Regions from separate parts of the Homo sapiens genome. Here region 2 is linked to region 1. A link is an interaction called in ENCODE POLR2A ChIA-PET data of the cell type or tissue named here. Cell type or tissue: endothelial cell of umbilical vein. All regions are shown on one strand. Links, peaks and the distances in the headings refer to the core of each region. The heading gives the core; the rest is flanking DNA.

Evidence for each region. ChIA-PET counts read pairs that join two places held together with the same protein. Peaks named below come from ENCODE experiments on the same cell type or tissue, not always from the same donor. Only the 100,000 strongest peaks of a DNase experiment are listed, where the experiment ranks them.
Region 2: POLR2A ChIA-PET joins it to region 1 with 7 read pairs; 1 of 35 experiments calls an interaction of 5 or more read pairs at or near these places.

The regions. Positions count from the first base shown.
Region 1 is chr11:108,728,564-108,740,974 of GRCh38, reverse strand. All of the region lies in intron 13 of DDX10 (DEAD-box helicase 10), which reads right to left. All of the region lies in intron 2 of LOC124902750 (a long non-coding RNA gene), which reads left to right. Among named protein-coding and RNA genes, the nearest start is that of DDX10, 70 kb to the right of the region's middle. RefSeq lists an enhancer at 7,084-7,203. In endothelial cell of umbilical vein, for the core only: a CTCF peak has its summit at 5,834 (motif pointing right); DNase peaks (open chromatin) are centred at 5,974, 6,534 and 7,154; H3K27ac peaks cover 1,882 bases.
Region 2 is chr11:110,106,492-110,118,902 of GRCh38, reverse strand. All of the region lies in intron 1 of ZC3H12C (zinc finger CCCH-type containing 12C), which reads right to left. Among named protein-coding and RNA genes, the nearest start is that of ZC3H12C, 19 kb to the right of the region's middle. In endothelial cell of umbilical vein, for the core only: no CTCF peak of the experiment used is centred there; a DNase peak (open chromatin) is centred at 6,192.

The DNA.
Region 1 (12,411 bases), core at 2,829-10,828:
AATCAACTCAAGATAGATTAATGACTTAAATGTAAAACCTGAAACTATAAAAACCCTGGCAGATAACCAAAATATTAACAAGCCATGCATCCAACAAATGTCTAATATTCAGAATTTATAAGGAACTTAAATCGACAAGCAAAAATCAACTCCGTTACAAAGTGGGCAAAGGACATGACCAGACACTTTTCAAAAAGACATACATAGCCAAAAAGCATATGAAAAAATGCTCAACATCCCTAATCATTAGAGAAATGCAAATCAAAACCACAATAAGATAGCATCTCACACAGTCAAAATGGAGATTAAAATGTAAAAAAAAATAACAGACACTGGCAAAGTTGTGGTGAAAAGGGAGCACTTATATACTGCTGGTGGGAATGTAAATTAGTTCAGCCACTGTGGAAAGCAGTTTGGTGATTTCTCAAAGAACTCAAATCAGAATTACCATTCAACCCAGCAATCCCATTATTGGGTATATACCCAAAGGAATATAAATATTCTAGCCTAAAGACACATGTATACGTATGTTCACTGTGGCACTATTCACAATAGCAAAGACATGGAATCAACCTAAATGCTCATCAATGGCAGACTGGATAAAGAAAATGTGGTATGTACACACATCGGAATACTATGCAGCCATAAAAAATAATAGTGAAATCATGTCCTTTGTAGCAACATGGATGGAGCTAAAGGCCATTATCCTAAGCAAACTAACAAAGGAACAGAAAACCAAATACCACATGTTCTCACTTATAAGTGCAAGTTAAACATTGAGTACATATGGATCTGAAGGCAACAAGAGACACAGGGGCCTACTTGAGGGTAGAGACAGGAAGGTGAGTGAGGGTCAAAAAACTACCTATCAGGTACTATGCTTATCACCTGGTGATGAAATAATCTGTACACCAAACCCCCATGACATGCAATTTACCTATATAACAAATCTGCACATATACCACTAAACCCAAATTTTTTCAAAAAAAAAAAAAAAAGGTGGGTAGCCAAAACTTCTCACGAAAACAAACAACAACAACAACAAAACCCTAAAATCTAAAATTTAAGATAATATGAGAGGACCATACAAAGAAAACTGGTCCTAGAGATCAAAGCAATCTGATAAGAAAGGGATGACGGGTGGATTAATTTAGGTTTAGGAATGATTTCACACAAGATACTCACTCGGCATCTGACCCAGCTTTTCAAAACTAACACAGGATTCTATCTAAGATCAACCCATTCAGAAAACTAATATTTACTAATCCTTTATATTCCTGATACTTTTTCTACCAGACGGTACACTCTCAAATTGGGGTAAAGAATCTGAATAAGCAAAGATAAAAGAACAACCAGATTTGAATGGAAAAGCTTCTAATGATTTATTCACTCATTACACTCAACAGCCAGCTATTAAGAATGTATTATAATGACAGGCAAACCTGAGAGGTAACCCAAAAATGAATAATATATATTCCTTACCTTCATAAAAGTATACAGTATAGTGGGAAAAACAGGTATGACAGCAGTATGCTGAGTGCTCTAACAGCAGTAAGCACAGATTGCTCAGAAAGCACACTTTGGAATACTTAGCCCCAGAAAAGCTAACTGCCCACTAATTTAGGGTCTTATCAAACAAAACAAAAGCAATGGCTTTCACATGGAGGAATCTGTGTCTCTCTGGAATTCATGTTCATCATTTAAAGTAACTTTTCTCGTTTGGGAGAAGCCGACAAAAACAGAAAAATTCAGAGTTCTACTTTTTGCTACTACCTAACTTTGGGAAGCCATCATCCATGGACATCTCATGTTTCTGTACATCTTGTGTCAGCAACTTGTCCACACGATTTTATGGATGTCTGGATAGCATACAGCCTTAGGAGAGACAGAAAGTGTCTCCCTGGGGGGGCAGAGTTGTTTCCTGACCAGAATAAAGATAACTTCTCCCTCAGGGGCGAAAGTTGTCCAGGTTTGCTAGCAGTCTTAATAACAATAGGGGTCTCCTAAGCTTGAGCTTTTACACCTAGGACACAAACCCACTCTGTGGACAGCACCAACCCAGGCCTGTCTCCATGTGGCCCCTGTGGGACTTGAGGGGCAGGGGAGTCAATGCAAACTTCAAGCTCATACTGCCTGCTGTGCCATGAGTTGTCCAGCAACATAAGAAAGTATGGCAGGCTAATACGTTAACCTGCAAGTAGGGTAGAATCTCAGACTCTTCATAATTCTTGAAACCTAGAAAAAGTCTCTTTCGTCAGTAAATGAATCAGAAAAGCCAAAGAAATCTGAAATTTCTGTCATAAAACAGAGCTAATGGGGCTTGGGGTAGGCAGAGAAAAGAAGGAGTAACTGGGTATGCCATACCTAATCATGTAATTACAAACTCACTGTAAGTCTGGTTAGCTAAGCTGGTGCTAGTTGACACACTGGAAACTAGATAGGTGGGCTCCAGGATATTGATAGCATATTCTTGGATAATAAAATATCTCTTCTTCCCTCCTTTTTAGGAAAGAGAGGGGATTAGAAATAAGTATTTCTAAAAAGATTCAATAACCAATAGTTTATTCAAGCTATTAAATAAAATGGCTCAATAGCTACTAAAACACATATGAGTAAGTAGAGTAAATTCAGCCAACTTAAAAAACTCTTAAGAGGAAACAGTAAAAAGAAAATAAGACTCGCTGAAAGCCAGATTTTCATAGATTCCTTTAAAAAAAAAAAAAGTTCAGTCTCAGAAGATTTGAGTAGGGAGTACAAATACAGCGCTTTAATAGTAATTTACCTACTCTTCAATTTGCAAAATCCTATTTTATGAATATATCTGCAAGCAGAAGACAGTTCAGATAGATCAAAAGATGCAAAGAAAACAAAACAATGCTGATCCAAACCACAGGAGAGAGCATTATTTAGCAAGGTCGTGCTAAGTGTTTTTGGAATATGCAACCATTTCCCATATCAAACATTTTGAAATTAGTGTACCTTCCAAAATTAGGTATCACAGCAAGGAAGAAAACATTCCTCTGCTTTGTTTCTTCCCATGACAAAAATCAGTGCATATGAAAATGCACGCAGGTGGAAGAATTATTCTAATCGTTATCACCCAAAGATATAATAGGAAATAGGCCATTTTAATTTTAAAAACAAACTTGGGTGAGAATTATTAGGTGTAGGCATGCCTTATCATGGTTGTCACTGAGAAATTGATTCACTGAGTCTAGCAATGAAAGAGGTGGAGAGAGAATAGACCAACAGGAAGGAAAACGGCTCCAAGACAGATCATCGCTGAAAATATTAGCTTCATCCTTTATGCACTTTTCCAAAAGCTGCAATAAGTGATATCTATCTCATGCACATTAATGCCAAGAAATTTCTTCTTATATAGTCCAGGGACATTTACAGTGCCCAGTTTACTAAGGCACTTTTTTCTAGAGCCTAGAATTTATGCACCCTAAGAATCACTACCATGTCGGCCTTATTAGAACTGTAACAAAACATCACTGTTTTCAATCATTTGTTATGCCAAATAAAAACCAGCAGATTCTCTGCCCAACAGTATATCAAGACCGTCTGTCACCTCTATTCTAACAGCCAGCAGGCAAGCTAAAAGAATAAAAGAAATAAAAAACAGCAACAGCCTTCTGGAGGGGAAAAAATTTCCAGAGATTGATGATCTGCTACCTGCTTAATAGAGATAAACTTTTTTGTCCTATGGCAAAACACTCCTGGCTTGAAAAATAAGTTTTAAAAATTTGGTTTATTAAAACAAAAATCATAGATGTTTCTGATCATAATGTGTTGAGGAAGAACTACATTTTATTATTTTGATACTAGGGATGAAAGTGTTGTCAATGAATGCCTTGGAAGAGGCTCATTTGAAGAAATGGACTCCATGCTACAAACAAGCATTAAGTGCCTAACATGTGAAAGATGCTGCAGAGAATGCTGAAAAAAAAGCAAGAAGTGCTACCTGATTCAAAGACATTCATCTTACTACACACTTCATTATATAGACAATGTGCCTACAGAAGCCTATATATTAATTCTTCTTCTTAATCTTCCTTCCCTTTAGGGGTATAGGGTGGACAATTCAACTAGAGAACTTGTCTTAGTCTGCTTTGTGCTGCTATAACAAAATACCTGGAACAGTGTAATTTATAAAGAAGAGAAATTTTTCAAAGTTCTGGAGGCTGGGAAGTCCAAGACCAGGGCACCAGCATTTGACATCTGGTATGAGCCTTCTTGCTGCATCCTCACATGGCAGAAGGCAGAGGGCAAGAAGGAAAAACTGTGTCCTCACATGGCAGAAGAGCAAGCTGGAAGAACACTACAAGAAGCCTTTTTATAAGGGTCTTGATCCCATTAAGGAGGAAGGTGCCCTCATGACCTAATCACCTCTTAAGGCCCCAACCTCTTAATACTATTCCACTGACAACATTCAAATTTTGGAGGAGATGCATTCAAACCATAACAGAGCCCAATACCAAAAAGAATCAAGGAACCCTCACATTTCAACTTCGGTGGTATCACTTATAAGGCCAAATCCCGCCCATCCATGATAACCCAAGAGGCATAGAAAGGGTGATAAACTGCAAAACGTATTCAGTGACAAACAGTGTATTTCCATTAAACATTCACTATGTTACGAATACACACACTCACACATGCAAAAACACACCACAACACTGTATAATTTTATGGCCATATAAACAGAAGAAACAAACAGAAGAATACAGAATGAGGTTTTATTATTAAAAGATAAAATAATCCAACCTAGAGGGAGACAAAGGAAGAAGCAAAAAGGTTAAAAAAAAAAAAAAAAAGAACTAGGGAAGCAAAGAGGGGTTCATTTTTCTCATATTTTAACTTTAATATATTTTACAAAGTCATTGGTTTGTGATTGCTTCAAAATTACAACATTAACCCTTCAGCAAAGACGGCTTGAGAAACACTGTCCTAAAGACTTAAGATTTAAATCATCATGAAATCTGTATGCTAATCTTACACTTATTTTATAAGTAAGTTTATACTTATACTTCACTTTCACTAAACAATAGGCATTTCTTAATATGCAGACATCCCTGTTCCCACTTAATTTACTGAAGTGCCACTGCTCTAACCAATCAACCTGCTAGTGCAAGGTTCAAAGAAGGTCTGAATTATCTTCACATTCCCCCTAGAGTGCCTAGCTCTCAGTGTTCAATAAACCAACTGGCAGCTTACACATATGCTCAGAGAACCAGTAAAGCTGGAATACTTTTTTTTTTTAATGTTCTTGAAATAATTTATTTCAACAAAAGCAGTGAAGTAGCCATCATGGAGAAAATAACTTCAGGACTTTCTTACTATTTTCAAGTTTCATACTGTTTTCATTTCAAATTACCTATGGGGGAGGAGGAACAATAATATTTTCAATGCTTAAAACCTCTAAAGTTCATGATCCAGCAACAACAGAAGAGTGCCTTATACACCCTCCATGGTGACCACCTCTGATCATTCTATCTGAAATTGCAGCATGCCACCCACCTTCCCTGAATTCTATATCCCCCTTACACTGCTTCATCTTGCCCCTACCATAGCACACATATTCATTTTTTGTCCATCCCACCCATTAATGCACAGGGAATACTGTTGGTTTTGCTAACAGCTCTCAATGCCTAGCACACAGCAGGTGTTCAAATATTTGCTGAATAAATTTTTCTAAAAACTTCATGAAGTCTTCACTTAATAAGCCGGCATTTCACCTAAAATGTACACTTTCATGGTAAAGAACAAAGCTTCGCATCAAAGCAAAAGTGATTTAATTCTAACTGTCACCAACAGATGGCACTAGCCTCAGATGTTGCCTTGGACTTGAAACCGTGTTTCAAAATATGCATTGAAAAGAACAAAGTCAAAACAAAAATTTGCTTGGACAATTTAAAAGTGTTGAAAAGAAATGTGAAAGTTGAATCCAGTGCCATCACAAAGACAGTCCTCCCATTAACAAGTTCAGGTACAGATACACACACTGCTTAGAGACTTAAAAAGTGGTCTTATGAACAGCATTTCTGGAAACTAATCTGCCATATTAGCAGTGTTGTACAATTATATTTGTTAGAGCCATATAAACAAGCACTTGTTTATGAATTTGAAAACTCCTTATTTCTAATCATATAACAAGTTCAAAGGGCAATTCACATGACCTTCAAGAACAGCCTGTCCTATTTCACATTTCTTTCATTACCTGTGTAACTACCTTAAAATAAAGATAAATACGGCCTGTAAAAGTAGCTGTTTAAACTTCAACCACAAAAGTAGATTTAAAAATTCAGTAGTTAGCAGATGTTATAAATATTGAATATTGTATAAAAGAAGGAGATAAAGGAAAACGACTCAATATTTGATATAATGATTCAGCATGTTACAGAATAAACATCATGCCAAAACCAGCTTTAAGCTTTCCACTGAAAATTTACATCCTCAGGAAGTCATCTGCATACCAAACTCAAATAGGAAAAAAAATACATAAAGCAACTCAATATATGCATCTAAGCTTCATGTTACACAATAACAACTCCTTTTGAATTGGAACAAAGCTTAGATTACAAAAAAAGAATTAAGCACAGGATGCCAAAAAACAGAAAAGACACCTATAAGACAAATGAGCATATATACCAAACTATTTCAGCTGGCAACATCTGAGATCATGCTACCATTGTTTCACTTCATGGTAGCAAAAATTCGGAGTACAGTAGTCTTGACTTTAGAGTTCTTCCTTCTGTTTAAGTCAACTGAACATTACATAAGGCCCCTGAACACAAATCACCAGGTATGGAAGAGATAAAAATTAAGAGACATGTGGCTACATTATGAAATGTCAAGAAAAAGAAAAAAATACTAGCAAAATAGACCATTGGAATCCAGAGGTCAGTGGGTTGAAGAAGTAAGGGATGGCTTCAAAGAAGAGACAAGATAAGCACTGCATCTTGAAAGATGTGAAATGCTGGAGTGGGAAGAAAATAATCCAGGAAGGAATCCTTCACTGTTTAAGTGGAAACTGGGAAGAATGGTCTCGCAGGACAATAGGATAGGGGCTAGCTTACAAAACCCAACTGCAAGGGTGAACTTAAGGGTAGCATGGAAGGTAAACCACTTGAAAAAAAATACTAATTTGACCAAGGTTCACAGGAAGATGACTCAGAAGAACAACGAGAACCAATTATGAAGCTTATCCCCCCGAGCCAAGAATGAGGTAATAAGAATCTGGGGGCAGAATGGCAGTGTAAGTGGGAAGTGAAAATGGAACACTAAAAGCCACCACTAAATGTAGAAATGACGGGAATCAAAGCAAGCACAATCATACCGAGGCAAGTCAGAGGGGCCTAAGTACAGACTCCAGTGCTAGCGCTTCACTAACTATGCAACATTAGGCAAGGAAGTAAGTGAACCTGTCAAAGCCTGTGTCTGAACTTGTAACATGACAACAACACTACACAAGGCTGTGGTAAGAATTTAAATAAGTGAGATATGATAGTCAAAGTGCATGGTAAGTTATAAAAAAATTGATAGATGTTAATCATTTTCCAGTACTTATTTTACAAATACTTAGTCCAAGTTCCTAAAAGTCACTAAGTACCTAACACAGTCCCTGGCATCCGTTAGGTAACTGCTGCTGAAAGGAGGGAAAAAGAGAGAAAGAGAAAAAGTGAAGAGACAAGAGGCAGAAACATCCTAGCTCCCACATAGGAGAATCTTGATTTGGAACTTGGAATCTTTTTATAAGAGTATACTTATAAGCTTCAAAGTTAGCTAATCTGTGTTTTAACACCAACAGTGAGTTCTTACAGTACTAAAAAAAGAAAAAGCTACTAAAAAAAAAAAAAAAAGTAGGACTAAATCAATGTAAACAGGATCTGGAATCAACTCTAAGGTACAATGAATAATCTATGGGTATCATTCAAATCTTAATTAAAACTGACCTATGTTTACTTTTAAGAAAGCTTTAAAAGGACATTTGTTGAGCTAAAATGGAATCTACCCAGTCTCATTTCTAAAAAGGTTTAAACTGAAAAAGAAAAGAAAGCATATGCTTAGAGATTTCATTCTCACATTTAAGGAAATAAGTGTTCCAAAAATAAATTTTAATTTAATCATTTTAATTGTATGTTCATGCTCTTATCTAACACTGTCTCCCTGGAGGTCAACTTTCTGAACACCCAACAAGACAATTAGCCAAAACAAGGTTCTTCCCTATGGTGGGAGGTCAACCAGCCATCTCTTACTGCCTTTGTGCCTGATCACTACACCTGCGCTCTCTCCTGCACATGTCTTATTGCTTCATCACTCGTGGCACTTCTCCACTGCTAAGAAAATCTTGTTGTCCTTCACTGCATCGATCTCGTCAAACAGAAAAGGATTGTGACAAGGCAGCATTCCAGAAGGCCTTGCTTGCACCTGGCACTCAGTACCTCTCGTCTCCATTTACGCCGAAGTCTAAAGGCAAACATTCATTTTATACTCCAAGTGTGCGCACACAATGAGTAGCCCAAAATTATTTACAATACTGTCAATTACACTGACATTACCCAATTACAGAAAGCAAACTACACACAAATAATGGTAGGCACGACAGCAGAGAAAGAAAATGTGACTTAGCATCACAAATAGGTTTAACTGCTAACTTCACCACTGTGACCTTGGACAAGTCACTTAAAAGCCTTCCTTTCCTCCTCCGAAATTTTAATAGCTACCTTTCTTGTCATAAGGAAAAATGAGAACTTATGCAGAAAGTGTTCAGTATATGGTAAAATGCCAAATAATTATGGTCTTAATTATAATGATATGATTATTAGACATATTCCATAAAATCTACAATCCAATGGGTTCCTACTGGCTCCAAGTTTCAATTTGGTTCTTGTACAAATCTTCTTTTTCCAGAGAGACAAGAAAGGGAAAAAAAGATAATCAAGATAAAGAGGATAAGTTATAAGTAACAAAGCCAGTTCCCTTCTGTGTCTGGTATGGTGTCTACAAAGACAATTCTAAAACATGAGCAACAAAAATTTCAACAAAGTCAGCAGTGTCTGGAAAAGTGCTTAGTCTTCCCACAGGGAATATACTCATTTATATGTGCAAATGATAGTATTATTCCCATTTTATGTATGATTTGATTTTTCTATATCTCGTCTATCCTTAAAAATAGGTAATAAAGGAAAAAAGCAGCCTCCAGTGACTGATGGATGCATACAACACTAAAATATGAAATGCAAAAGTAAAGGATAAAATGGAAAGCCAGGATGGGTGCAGTGATTTATACCTATAATCCCAGAACTTTGGGAGGCTGAGGCAGGAGGATGGTTTGAGTCCAGCAATTCAAGATCACTTCAGCCCATAAGGTCGAGGCTGCAGCGAGCCATGATGACACCATTGCACTCCAATCTGGGTGACAGAGAGAGACTCTGTCTCAAAAAAAAAAAAAAGAAACCCAATTGAGATCACGGTTGCAGGGTCACATTCAAAACCAATTGCTTAAAAACATGGAGAAGAATCAAAAGATATTAACACGAGTGAAAATAAGTATTAATTTTTAAAATTCGAAAGTAGGTAACAGGTGAAGTTAAGACTAGGTGAGGTAGTTCAAAAAAGGGCTGGGCATGGTGGCTGACACCTGTAATCCTAGCACTTTGAGAGGCTGAGGCAGGTGGATGACCTGAGGTCAGGAGTTTGAGACCAGCCTGGCCAACATGGTGAAACCCCGTCTCTACTAAAAATACAAAAATTAGCTGGGTGTGGTGGCACGTGCCTGTAATCTCAGCTACTCGGGAGGCTGAGGCAGGATAATCACTTGAGCCTGGGAGGCAGAGGTTTCAGTGAGCCAAGATCGGCCACTGCACTCCAGCCTGGGTGACACAGCGAGACTCCGTCTCAAAAAAAAAAAAAAGAAACGGCAATTAGCCTTTCTATTTCAACTGGAGAACCACGAAATTCAACTCTACTGTTTGTGCACAGTACTAGGGAATGTACAGGAAGAAACAGCAAAACATTCCTTGTTTAGCATCAAAAATCCTATCAACTGCCCCAAAATGTTCCTCATATTCAACAGACATGACATAATACTTTAAATTTATTACAGTAAAAAAAAAAAAACATGCAGGTACGTGTGTACTTTAAAGATAGAACTTCTTATAGTATAATGCAAATGTAGTCTTAGTAAACCGAATTTTACAACACTATAATTAGATACTACCACTTACTATCCAAATTAAATTATAAAGCTCGGCCTACATAAGTATATCATTTAGAGTCAAGTAAGTTTTTTATGCTCACATTTATAGGAAGTTCAACAATACCTTTTGAACCACTGTAAGTCATGAGGTGAACTTCACAAAATACAGGTTTTCCAAAAATAAACCCTACCTATGAGTTCTATATAACTCACAGCAAACAAAACCAAAGTGAAGGAATAAGAAATTCAGTTAATTCACTCCCTCATTCACAAAATATTTGTGAAATTTGCACTAGTCATTGTACCAGGCCCTGAAAACACACTGATCAGTAAGACAATATTTTCCTTTTGTTTGATAGCCCTGGATTATGTTTTCCCAGGAAGACAGCTCCCTACCACTGAGATGTGTGTTAGGGGAGCCCGAGTTGTCACTTTTCTACGAGACTTTCAGTCATAAGGGAAAACCTGTCTAGGTCCTAGTGGTTGAGAAATCTCTAAGAGGTGAAGCTGAACCCAGAGCTACACATACAGCTAATCTTTTCGAAATGTTTAGAAGTAAAGCAATCTGAAGGAAATTCAGAACCACAGAATTTACTGACTGAAATACATCCTATTGTTCATACCAAGAATAAGAGTGGAGAGGGACTATTGTTTTCCTGGTAAAATTATAATGGAGGCAGAAGAGCATCAGCCATGGAAGGTAAGCTTTTACTCTGAATTGCCAAAGTGGAACTTCATGCCCACTTGAATTGATCCATTAGAACTAATGGATCCAGAATCCACGATCAGACAAAACTGTGATTGACAAGGGAAAAAAACAAACTTTAGAAGAATGTTTCCAGATGTTCAAAATGATTCATCAGCTTACTAGTAGTTGGGAAGGTATTCTAATGGTCACAAGAGATATCATTAAAGAATTTGCAGACCAAATCTCCTCTCTGGTGTACATTAACGACGTGCATTGTGTTGTTTGTTTTAGAGACAGGGTCTCTCTCTGTTGCTCAGGCTGGAGTGTCGTGGCTTGCTGTAGCCCTGGACTTCTGGGCTCAAGTGGTCCTCCCACCTCAGAGGGATTACAGGTGTGGGCCACTATGCCTGGCCTGATGTATAGTATTAACAAGTGAGTTATTAAGTACAAAGTAGAAAATCCAGTCAGGCATCATATGTTTAATGGAGGAAAAAAAAAAAGGCCTGCAACAATTTCTTTTGTTCTTCCTTGTTTTGTTTTTTTCACTCTGAGAAAAGGATATTTGCTCAGTCGAGCTGCACTGTCACAAGCAGAGGCTGCTCCCTGCATCAAAGGCACTTGTGAGACGATGCCACTGAGTGGATGCAGAATCATATTTTATGGTAGTTACTGAAATGTGGGTTATTCAATCACTCCTCAGGGACTGATAGTTTATCAGGCCAGGAGCAAGCTGTGATGTGCTAAAACCTCTCTGGATGGAGATGAGCAGATCTGAATATGGTCTGGAGGAATTTGTGACCCTCCTTCAATAAGAGCGGCATAAGGAGGTATTACGTAGTGTCACTGGGGCCCTCTTAGAACCCTGTCGATAACCCAAAGAGACCTAGGTCATCTTATGCCCTAATATGTGTAAGCTCGGTAATCATTTGGGGGTAAAATTTTTGAAACAATTACTATAAAGTAAGTGTTTACATGAGATAAGGAGAAGATTCCTATCTTGCATTTTCGAACTGTAGAATCAGTTCCATGTTATGCTGGTGAGAGTAGTGAAAGTGAAGGAGAGAAGAAACCTGCCAATTAGTAGAACTCTTTAAACGGAGATTCAAAAAAAGGATATTAACCTAAGTATCCAACAGCAGGAGAATGGTTAAATAAAGGTTAATGGCATATTAGGCAACCATAAAAATATTTGCGAAGACACTTTAATGACATGGGGAAATATATATACCTAGGAGCATCTCACTTATTTAAAAATGGGTATATGAGCAGGGCACAGCGGCTTACTGCCTGTCAGCTCAGCACTTTGGTAGGCCAAGGTGAGAGGATCACTTGAGGCCAAGAGTTTGAGACCATCCTGGGGAACACAGAAAGAACCCACCTCTACAAAAAAATTTTTAAAAATTACCCAGGCATGGTAGCATACACCTGAAGTCCTAGCTACTCAGGAGGCTAGGGCAGAAGAATCGCTTGGGCCTGGGAGTTTGGGGGTACAGTGAGCCACAATCATGCCACTGCCTTC
Region 2 (12,411 bases), core at 2,256-10,255, 1.4 Mb before region 1:
CAGTTTATTGAAAATTTTAAAATCTTTCAATAGAGTTCCCTAGATTTCTTTACGGGGAACTTATATATTTCTTAAACGTTTATTTTATTTTATTTTAATTTTTTTTGAGACAGGGTCTCACTTTGCCACCCAGGCTGGAGTGCAGTGGCGCCATCCTGGCTCACTGCAAACTCCACCTCCCAGGTTCAAGCAATTCTCCTGCCTTAGCCTCCTGAGTAGCTGGGATTACAGGTATGTGCTACCATGCCCAGCTAATTTTTATATTTTCAGTAGAGACGGGGCTTTACCATGTCAGCCAGGCTGGTCTCAAACTCCTGACCTCAGGTGATCCACCTGCCTTGGCCCCCCAAAGTACTGGGATAACAAGTGTGTGCCACCGTGCCCGGCTTGTATTTCTTAATAAACTTTTCTTAAAATATTTTGCTTTTTCTTCTTGCTGGTGCGAATGGAGGTGTTTCTTCCCCCATTATATTTTCTAACTGGTTATTGTTCATGTCTAAAGAAACACCTATTCTTATACACAAAACTTCAGTGAAAAAGATTTACATGTCTCAGTGAATTCTTAATGGTAGTGTTTCACCGAGGCGCTTGGGTTTTTCAGGTGTATATAATAATATAAAATAATCAGATTTCCTCGTCCTTATCAATTTTTATATCTCTTGATCCATGCTTTTGTTCCACTGCATTACAATATTAAAGAACAAGGGTGACTTTGTGTTGTTTCTGATATTAATGGGAATGACTCTAGTGTTTTAATACAACATATATATATATGTGTGTATAAAGTATGTGTGTATATGTGTGTGTATGTGTATATATATAATATATATGTGTGTGTGTATATATATAATATATATGTGTATATATATATAATATATATGTGTGTGTGTATATATATAATATATATGTGTGTATATATATAATATATATGTGTGTGTATATATGTGTGTGTATATATAATATATATATGTGTGTGTGTATATATATAATATATATGTGTGTGTGTATATATATAATATATATATGTGTGTGTATATATATTATATATATGTGTGTGTGTATATATATATTATATGTGTGTGTGTATATATATGTGTGTATATATAATATATATATGTGTGTGTGTATATATATGTGTGTGTGTATATATAATATATATATGTGTGTGTATATATATATGTGTGTGTGTATATATATAATATATATGTGTGTGTGTATATATATAATATATATATATGTGTGTGTGTGTGTATATATATATATATCTCATGTGGGACAAATTAACCTCCCCATGCCTTAGTTTCCTCAATTGTTGAAAAAAGGATAAAATATGGTTGTTTGAAATTTAATGAGCTAATAAATATAAAACTCTCAGAACAGTGCAAGGCATATAGCAAGCATTCATATGTTAGCTATATGTAATTATAACTTTATATACATCTATACATATACATACCACACTACATACAGCCTTTGAAAAATCATTTACAGAAATACATTTTTCTCCTACATAAAAGATTTAGAGAAAAAATTTAGAAATGTGGATTACATTAAAATGATCTATTAGACAATCACAAATTTTTAACTTATATTGTGAATTATACTAATAGATTAGCCAATAGAGAAATATGATTACTTTGAGGAGGATTACATATGCTGATATTTCACTAAGAATTTTTACATCAATAATCATAAGAATGGCTTGTCACTTTCTTTAAACCTATTTGCTTTGCCACCAATTAGCCACCACTATTTTGTTGATTTAAAAGTGGTATGGTATTCCATTCAGAACTTGCTCTCAATGGCAAACCAACTGGCCAGTGCCAAAGGAAGCTAGGCTAGACTGGACCACTTGTTCCTATAAAGGGACTACTATTTCCAGAGATCTGGCTTACTGGTATTCTGAAACTTGTCTCTGAATACTTACTAATAAACTCCAGGGTACAATTTATTCTAGTATAAAGTACAAAGAAAAGAGGATGAACTACAGGGTGATTTTATAATTTATGGATATAAGAACCAATCCATACCATGCCTTCTCCCTGAAACTAACCAAGCAACCTGCACAAGTTACTTAACCTCTCTGTGTCTCATTTTCCTCAAATATAAAATGGAGATGATAATACCACTAACAGCATAGGGTTGTTATGAAGATTAAATGAGTTAATATACATAATAACTTATAACAGTGATTGTCACATAGTAAATGGTGAGGTGTGTCTTTAAAAAAGTTTAGTGTAAAAATGAAATTGCAGTACAGAAAAATAGAAAACCTGATTGTCATTATTTATTCCATATTCTCATTACTGTAATTCTAAAACGTCTCTCCTTAGTAACACAGAAGAATATTATGCAGGCAAAAGCTTTAACTGTGTCCCATTAGTTCTTACCACATATTTATAGAACCAAGAAATCAAATGCATTAGAGTTAAAATGCCCTAGAGTTAAAATGCCCGACTCTATTCCTTTGTGCATGATATCTCAACATTTGAATTTTGGAAAATAAAGAAAATAATTTAGAATAATGTTTCTCAAAGGGAAAGGGAAATAACATTTAGTTTGGAAAAGCCAAACATACCTATCCTCTTTATTAAAAAAATTATTGAAGATTAAAGTGCTGGGATTAACACTTTGGCTAGTGCAAATAATTAGAAAACAATGTTAGAAATTGGTAAGGAACATAAGTGTAAGAACGCTTGGAAATGAGTGATTTAGAAGAAATACATTGATTTAATGGTGGGCAGGAGTGAAGGCAAGAGGGAGAAAACTGAAGTTTAATTAGAAGAAAATATAGCAGGCACCTGAAAGGAAACAAAGATTTTCTTCCAGAAAATGAGAAAACAGGCCGGGCGTGGTGGCTCACGCCTGTAATCCCAGCACTTTGGGAGGCTGAGGCAGATGGATCACCTGAGGTCAGGAGTTCAAGACCAGCTTGGCCAACATGGTGAAACCCTGTCTCTACTAAAAATACAAAAATTAGCTGAGCATTGTGGCAGATGCTGTAATCCTAGCTACTTGTGAGGCTGAGGCAGGAGAATCGCTTGAACCCAGGAGGCGAAGGTTGCAGTGAGCCAAGACCAGGCTATTGCACCCCAGCCTCGGAGACAGAGTGAGTGAGACTCCATCTCAAAAAAGAAAAAAAAAAAAAAAAAAAGAAAATGAGAAAACAGTTAAGTGTAGTAGCTCATGCCCATAATTCTAATACTCTGGGATGCAGGGGTGGAAGGATCACTTGGGGCCAGAAGTTCAAGACCAGCCTAGGCAACATAGCAAGACCCCATCCTATGAAAAAACAAAATAGGCCAGGTGTGGAGGCTCACGCCTGTAATCCCAACACTTTGGGAGGCCAAGACGTGTGCATCACTTGAGGTCAGGAGTTCAAGATCAGCCTGGCCAATGTGTCAAAACCCCATCTCTACTAAAAATATAAAACTTACCCAAGTGTGGTGATGTGAGCCTGTAAACCCAGCTACTCAGGAGGCTGAGACAGGAGAACTGCTTGAACCTGGGAGGCAGAGGCTGCAGTGAGCCAAGATCACGCCACTGCACTCTAGCCTGGGTGATAGAGCGAGACTCTGTCTCAATAATAAATAAATAAATAAATGAAAAAATAAAATAAAAATAAATAAACTAGCTGGGTGTGGTGGTGCATGCCTGTAGTTCCACTACTGAAGAAACTGAGGCAGGAGGATCGCTTGAGCCCAGGAGTGCGAGGCTGCAGTGAGCCATCATCGTGCCACTGTACTCCAGCCTGGATGACAGTGTGAGACCCTGTCTCTAAAAAATAAATAAATACATAAAAATAAAGAAAATGAGAAGTGAAACCTTCATTTCAGTTTAACAATATAGATGGTGGATAGTGAAAAATTATTATAAAATAAATGGCTATAGACAAATTTAGAGCAGCAGTACTCTCCCACCTCTCCTATAATTTCATTAACATTTAAATTTCTAGCCACAGAATTCCCCTAAAGTCATAAACTGCTACACTTTTCAGTTAGCTTTCTCCAAAGATCTATAAATTATTGAAAAGTTAAAGCCATAATATTTTTCCCCCTAAAATAACTGTTAACTAAAAATCGTTTGTGTAAAAAAATGATACTTGTGAATGAGGAGTTTATTTTATTGACAGTGGTATAATTTAGACATATAACTTAAATATAAAATACCTTAGTTCTTGGGGCATTTTAGAGACATGAGCTAGCTGATCAAATTTTACTTCAAAATTCTATACAAATAATACATTTTTAAAGTAATACTTTCATGAGTAGCAGAAAAATAGCAGCATGGTCCACGATTATCCAGTCAAACTAAATGAAAGGTTAAGCCAGTATCCAATGAATTAATTTACTCACGGAAGAAACATTTATCTGAATGCCTACTATGAGAAAGAGATGATGCTTAGTTAAAGACGGAGGTTACAAACATGAATACAAGTTGCTATTCTTAAGAACTATAAAATGTATTAAGGAAACCAGATAAATGAATATCTGTAAAACACAGGGGATGCCTGCATATAGGGATATGTCATAGAGTACAAGAGACAAAGACTTTGCTTCAGATTTGGGAAGCCTCTGAGAGGTGACATATAAACTGAGTATACAATGACAGTGACAAACTATTCCTATATTCCCTATGGTATATGTGTCTGTGTTAGGTAGAAGGAGGGGGAGTAAGGTGAGGCAAAGAAAAAAAAGGATTGTTGCCCAGAGAACAACAGGATCAAAGGTCCAGAGGCGTGAGAGATGATACAACATACAGAAAACTGTGTGATGAATACTCCCGGAGAAGCGGCTAGTCAGTCAGGATGTGGCTGGTTCATGGAAAGTCTATAATGCTATACGGAGTTTCACCTTTGGTAGTGGGGAACTACTGAAGGTTTCTGAAAAAGGGAATAGTGTTCTTCTACCCACATTTTAGCAAGGTAATGGGAAACACTGAAGGTTTCTGAGTACATATTTCTATTTTAGGATGACAACTCCAGCTGTATTAGTTTTGGGGAGGCAAGAAACTCAAAGATGACAATTTAGGAAGGTCTTATAATAGTCTAAGTAAAAGCTGACTAAGTTACCTAAAGTTATGCAGAAAAAAAGAGAAACAAACATGATATATTTTCTAAGATAGAGCCAATGAGTTGAGTCAGGATTTGATACTAAAGACAAAAGAGGAAGGAGTTATAAAATAACTGATGGCACAGAGAAGAGGATGTGGGTCAAGGTTACTAATGGTCCCTGAGAGAGCTATTTCTGCAAAAGGAAGAGAGATGGGATAAACAGGCATATTTTTGTAACATAGACCCCTTTCTCAGTCTAATGAAGTCTACAGACTTCTTTTCAAAGTAAGGCTTTTCAATACATAAAACAAAAACATAGGATTGAATTGCAAAAGAAGCCAATTATATTATAGTCCTCAAAATATTAAAAATTGTGGTACAGTAAAATATGTGCTTTTTACTAACACATTAAAATAACAAGATGTAGCAGCAAATCTATTCACATGATTTTGACATAAAGTGTAAATATTTCAGGATATTTGTTTCAACTGTAATATGTAGGGAAACATCATTTCTATGGGTGAATACTGCTATTAACATTGGGTTTGTTGCTTACATTCATAATTAAGGGAAATGCTAAATTTCAATTAGAGGTTGTAGAAAAAAAAGATGAAAATTTTTTCCCATACTCAACATCATACAATCTCCAAATTCTATCTATCGACTCTTTGGAGAAGCATGGAACACAGGTTAAAAACTCCTAGCTAAGAAATAAGTATGTGCTAGAGAGAGATGACAGCATATGTTTGGCAGGAAAAGAATAAGATATAGAAGGATTATTTTGGGGATGGCAGGGAGGGATAGGAACGGTTTCAAAAGAAGACTTTTTTTTAAATCTTTTTTTTTGGTAGGGGGGGGCGATAAGAACTTTAAACCAGGAGACTGGATTCAGTGGGGCAGGAGAGATGACGGGTATATGCATGCACATCTGTGTATGAATGAATTAATGAATCAATTAGAACAACAGAAAGAATAACTTACAGAAAAAAGAAGGAATAGCAGTGAAATGGGGAAAAACAACAGACTTGGTTCAGTCAGGCAACCATTGGCTTTCCATCCCATAATTCTCTGCCAAAACCAACCACTCTCAACTCTGCAGTCCTTCTTGGCCTCTACAACACCCAGTGAGCCAGGACTGACTGGGAGTGGAGAGTGAAAGGCAAGGAAAAGGGCCTCTGGCAGGCAACTGACAGTTATCAGAAGGAAGCAGGAGGTTAACTTCTGTGGCTCTTCTACCTCCTTTTCTAGTCCTTCTTTAACCCTTCTCAGCGCTTAGTGCTGCCATTTGGCAATCTAAATACTTTATTCCTAGTTGCTCCTTCCATTATCTCTTCCACCAAAAATCAAAATTCCAAAAGGGATCGGGTGTGGTGGCTCACACCTATAATCCCAGCACTTTGGGAGGCGGAGGCAGGAAGACTGCTTGAGCCCAGGAGTTCCAGACCAGCCTGGGCAACAAGGCAAAATCCCATCTCTACAAAAAATTAGCCAGGTGTGATGGTGCACATCTGTAATTCCAGTTATTTGAGAGGCTGAGGTGGGAAGATTGCTTGAGCCCGGGAAGTCAAGGCTGCAGTGAGCCAAGATAGTGCCACGGCACTCCATCCTGGGCAACAAAGCCAGACCCTGTCTCAAAAATATATGTATATGTTCCAAAAGGAAGATCAGTGAAGGTGTTCCGATGCTTACATGACTAAGGTAATTAAACATCTACATATGTGAAGGATTTTTGAGGAGGGGATGTAAATACAATGGATATTATAAGGACAGCAGTCCTAGTATGTTCCTGGTCTGTGGACCTCCTTCCTTATCCCTGCACCTTTCCTCCTCTATGCTTGTGTATGTTCACATGCATGAGTGTTCATGTGTACATGTGTGCACGTGTGCATGACCATGCACATGCACTGAAAGATGGGGATGTGGGGAGGATAAGAGCAGCTTACCCTATTTCTCATTTGTGGAAAAAACTTTTACTCCATTGGATTTGGTAATCAAAAAGCTACTGGGGGCCAGGTACAGTGGTTCACGCCTGTAATCTCAGCACCTTGGGATGCTGAGGTGAGAGGGTGGCTTGAGCCCAGGAATTTGAGACCAGCCTGGGCAACACAGAAAGACTCTGTCTCCACAAAAACTAAAAAAAAAAAAAAAAAAATCAGTCAGGCCTGGTGGTGTGTGCCTATACTCCCAGCTACTTGGGAAGCTGAGGTGGGAGAATCCTTGAGCCAGGGAGATTCAGGCTGCAGTGAGCCGTGATCGTGCCACTGCACTCCAGCTGGGGTGACCAAGACTTGTCTCAGAAAAAAAAAAAAGCTACTGGGGAAGCAAAGATCGGGCAATTAGACAAATGAGTCAAGTCTTCGGAACTGGTGTTTCTAAAATAAGTTACTGACTTTTATTTTACCTTCTAATTCTGATTTTTTTTTTTGAGATAACAAAAAAAGTTGAGTAAGAATCTATCACATATTGAAGGATATGAGAATTCTATACACTGTATGTAGGTTTATAAATTATTTCAGGATTTTGATCATATGTAAATCCATGTTTAACTGTCCTGCTCACATTAGGTGTATACCATCAAGTAAGTATCCAATCTAGTAAAATGCACATTCATTTGCTATCAAAGTAGGAAATAAACAGTTATGATCTACCTGTTATCGTGAGGAATGCTCAGGCCCAAGACTCAGCACCTGGTAGCACACTTGCCAAAGTAACACTCTGGCTTCTGGCTGTCACTCAGGAGTTCCAAAGTGCCTTCTCCACCTGCCACATCTTCACTCAGGTGCTATCACAGCACGGGATGATCTCGAAGCTAAGCTGCAGCTGCCAACCTGGTATGTGCTTCCCAGACATCCACGCCAGCAGTACAATTTCCCACCTCAACCAAATCCACAAAATTAATTTTGTGAAGTTTTTTCTTATAAGCTGATTCCTGATTTTTCTTTAAAAATCATACTTTAAATTATACTACTTACACTCTGAAGCTAGTCTTTCTTTTAGTACAGAATATCTTTCTAATTTGTAGAATCCAAATTTGCCTTCAAAGATTAGCTGCTTCTTGTTCCCTACTTATGTTCTATTCCAAAGAGGGGTCTGAAAGACCTTAGGACCAGTCAGAGGCTCTCTCAATGTACTCAGAAGTGACAGAACACTAAAGAGTAGGAAACTTAATGGGAAATAAAAGGGCAGTGATTTGATGCATTAGTTGTCTGTTCATTGTCTTACAGGAATCACTAGAATTGCCACCCTTCTCCATTCTCAAGAATGTGGAATAATCTCTATAATTCTACTATTCCTATGGCAGTTTATTCATTCCATCCATAAGCAGGACAGGAAAGAGGAGTTAATTATTATTTCCTAAGCTTTAAAATCTTGAGTGTGAGGGTGGAGAGTATTCAGAAGTGCTCCTGGAAATACTATTAAACTGGTAAAAAAGAGTACAGTGGGGGCCAAAGAAAAGCCATAGGTGCTGGCTCAACTTCCAATCCCCAAGAAATCCTATAAAACCCATAGAAAGGAGCATACTAGGGCCAATCAGTGTGGAGAACTATTAATATCATAGGGAAACTCCATTTAAGGAACTCAAATATTTTTAAAACAAACTAGGAAAAATACGTTTATTTTGAAAGTTACACCATCCCTATCCTTACACAAAAAGGACAAAAAGCCCTGACAAGCAGAAGTTTTATTTCTCCTATCCACAGGCCTTAAATAATGAGATGGCATTAAACTCCAGGGTTTAGGTGTTTAAACAACAACAACAAAAGCAACCCCTGTATCTCAGGTATTCACGTAATAATTTACTGTGGGCTGCTTGACTTCAAAGTTGAGATTCAGGCAAACATTTGTGCCTGTAACTTTTGAAAAATAACTTTTTCAAGGCATTGAGGAAAAACTCAAACCTGGAAAATAGAAATATACTCTCATCATGATGCATAAAAATGAGAAGTTAGAGGCAGATAGAAAGCCAAAAACAAACCAGCCAACCATCTAAAAATCCCACTATCTGCAAATTAAAATGCTCTTCCAAATAACTGTAGTAAAAAGAAATAAAAATTACAGACTATTTAGAAATGAATGACAATAAAATTATAGCCTACAGGATATGGCCAAACTGACAGTCAAAGAAAAATTTATGTTGTAAATGCATCTAATAGAAAACAAGAAACAAACTAAATAAAATATTTAAGTTGGAAGTGTTAAAATGAGCAGACAAACCAAATAAAGGTGAACAAAGGCATAAAATTAAAAGCAGAAATAAATAAATTAGGAAGCAAAATTAAAAAGTAAAACCCATTAACAAAATGGAAAGCTGGTAATGAATGATGAAGGAATGAATGAGTGAATAACCTCCAAAAAGTATGACCAGGAGGTCAGGGAACTCCACAAATATATAACATTACCATTGTAATATTCAATGAGATGAAAGGGATGCTTAAAGTGTGCCATTTCTGCATAAATCTTTATGCCAATAAATTAAGAACCTATAATCAAAGCTGACTTGGGAAGAGGTTATAAATATGAATAACCATGGAAGGAATGAGAGCTTTATTAAGGATTTATATACTTGATTCCATTCCTAACAAAGAATCCTTTACCCACAGATTCTACAGACATGCTATAACAAAACTCAAAGCATCTAACAATTCCTATGTTTCTTAGATTATCCTACAACACTGAAGATTGAAGGCATCCCAACTGGTCTATGAGGCTAGCCTAACTGCTGACAAAGCCCAACAAAGATGGCACCCAAACTAACCAAATATATGAATAGATTAATCTTATATGCAAAAGTTCTAAATGTAAGAAAGAAATTATACGGTATATTCAAATTATAATAATATACATTAACCAGGTAGGTTTTATTCTATGATAACAGATTTCCTAATATTGAACAACTTTGTTAATTCAACTTGTTGCATGTATTGGTTAACAGCTCTTAAACTGGATTCAGTGTGGAAGATGAAGGAAGTATCAAGAACTTCTAGATATTTGATTTGAGTGGCTGAGAAGAAGGTAGTAACATTTAGACTTAGAAAGGAACAGATTTAGAGGGATAAAAATTCTGTTTTAGATAATTTTAGTTTCAGATACCAATAGCTATCCAAGTGGAGCTGTCCACAAGACAGCAGTGTACAAGAGAGAAGTCAGGATCGGAGATATAAATATGGTAGTCATCAGCACATGGATGGTATTTTAAAATACAGTATTGGATGGACTATTTTGGAAGAGTGTAGAAAAAGAGTCCAGGAGCAAAATTTTAGTAACTTAAGAATAGGAAGACATTACCTAAATTTGTGAATACCTTATTTTCATGTAGTATATATGCCACTAAACTTAATCGTTTTTTACATGCTAAATTAGGACTTCAGTACAAAAACTATTTAATAAAAACCTCATGCTATCATGATATCACATATGTGGTTTGTCTGCCAGCCTCTGAAAAGCTCCATTTCAATAGCACTGTCATTTTTGGTGTTTGTAAATTATCTGAACCTTTTTTGAGAGAGCAGGAGCTTTCAAACAGTGCTCTTGCAAAGATATCTAAGGAGCCAGGTAAAGAGGGCATGAAGATCATGATCTTAAGACTCCATTAAGGCCAGGCATGGTGGCTCATGCCAGTAATCACAACACTTTAGGAGGCCGAGGCAGGAGGATTGCTTGAGCCCAGGAGTTCAAGAGCAGCTTTGGTAACACACTGAGACCTCATCTCTACCAAAAACAAAACAAAACAAAAAAAAGCCAGGTGTGTTGGCACGCATCTGTGGGCCCAGCTACTCGGGAGGCTGAGGTGAGAGGATAGCTTGAGCCCGGGAAGTTGAGGCTGCAGTGAGCCATTATTGTGCCACTGTGCTCTAGCCAGGGTGACAGAGAGACACTGTCTCTGAAAGGCTGGGTATGGTGGCTCACACCTGTAATCCCAGCACTTTAGGAGGCCAAGGCAGGCAGATTGCTTTAGCTCAGGAGTTCAAGACCAGCCTGGGCAACATGGCAAAACCTTGTCTCTACAAAAAATGGAAAAATTGGCCAGGTGCAGTGGCTCACACCTGTAATCCCAGCACTTATTGAGAGGCCAAGGTGGGCGGATCACTTGAGGTCAGGAGTTTGAGACCAGTCCAGCCAACATGGTGAAACTCTGTCTCTACTAAAAATACAAAAATTAGCCAGGTATGGTGGCGGGCGCCTGTAATCCCAGCTACTCAGGAGGCTGAGGCAGGAGATTTGCTTAAACCCGGGAGGTGGAGGTTGCAGTGAGCCAAGATTGCACCATTGCACTCCAGCCTAGGCAACAAGAGCAAAACTCCGTCTTAAAAAAAAACAAAAAAAAAGGAAAAATTAGCTGGGTATAGTGGTGTGTGCCTGTGGTCCCAGCTATTTGGGAGACAGAGCTTCCGTGAGCTGAGATCATGCCATTGTACTCCAGCCTGAGTGACAGAGTGAGATCCTGTCTCAGAAAAAAACAAACAAAAAAAAGACTTCATTTGAATAAATGGTTTTGTACACACTGTATCATTTACCTTTACTCATATTTTATAGATATGACATAAAAAACGAACAACAGTGATAAAAATAGGTCTCAAAATTTATACCACTGACACAAGGATAGAATCATTAAAATTTCAGCCTTCCTGGATTTAAACTGATTAACAATATGTTCAATTCAAAAACAGACCACGTCTTAAATACTGAAAATATATTGTTGAAGATGTTTCACAAAAGATACTTAGGGATTTAATAATTTAAGGGAATCCCTCTAGGGCATGTAAGTCTATTTTTAAGTTTATCACATTTGACCATTACAGGTATTTTCAGAACATGTGTATATAAGCAGGAGATACCTGTGTTAGAAAACAAGAAGTCCTATTAAAATTGGAAAAGAAAAGGCTGAATGCCTACTACTAACCAGCACTGTTCTCTGATTTCAGCCAATGCAATAAGACAAGAAGAAAAAAGGTATGAATTGAAATACTGAAAAAACCCTGATAGTATTGGGTCATTATTATAGAACCTGAAAATCACGAGACTCAACTGAAAAGTGTTGGAACTAGGTCCTGCAATTGATCTAACAGTACATTAAAGGGTTATTCAGTAAGGTAGCCAGATGATTACATAAAAACAAATAACTTTCTTTTATATCAGCCACTACCAAGTATAAAATATAGCATATGATGAGGAGAATCACATTCATAATAAATGATAGCTAACATTTCTCAAGAATTTAAGTGCTTCGATATATACCATCAAATAATCTCTACAACCATTACCATGACATTACCACGATATGTATTATTATCACCATTTTACAAAGAAAGAAACTGAAGCTTAGGGACATTTTATAAGAAACCTACCCAAGATCACAT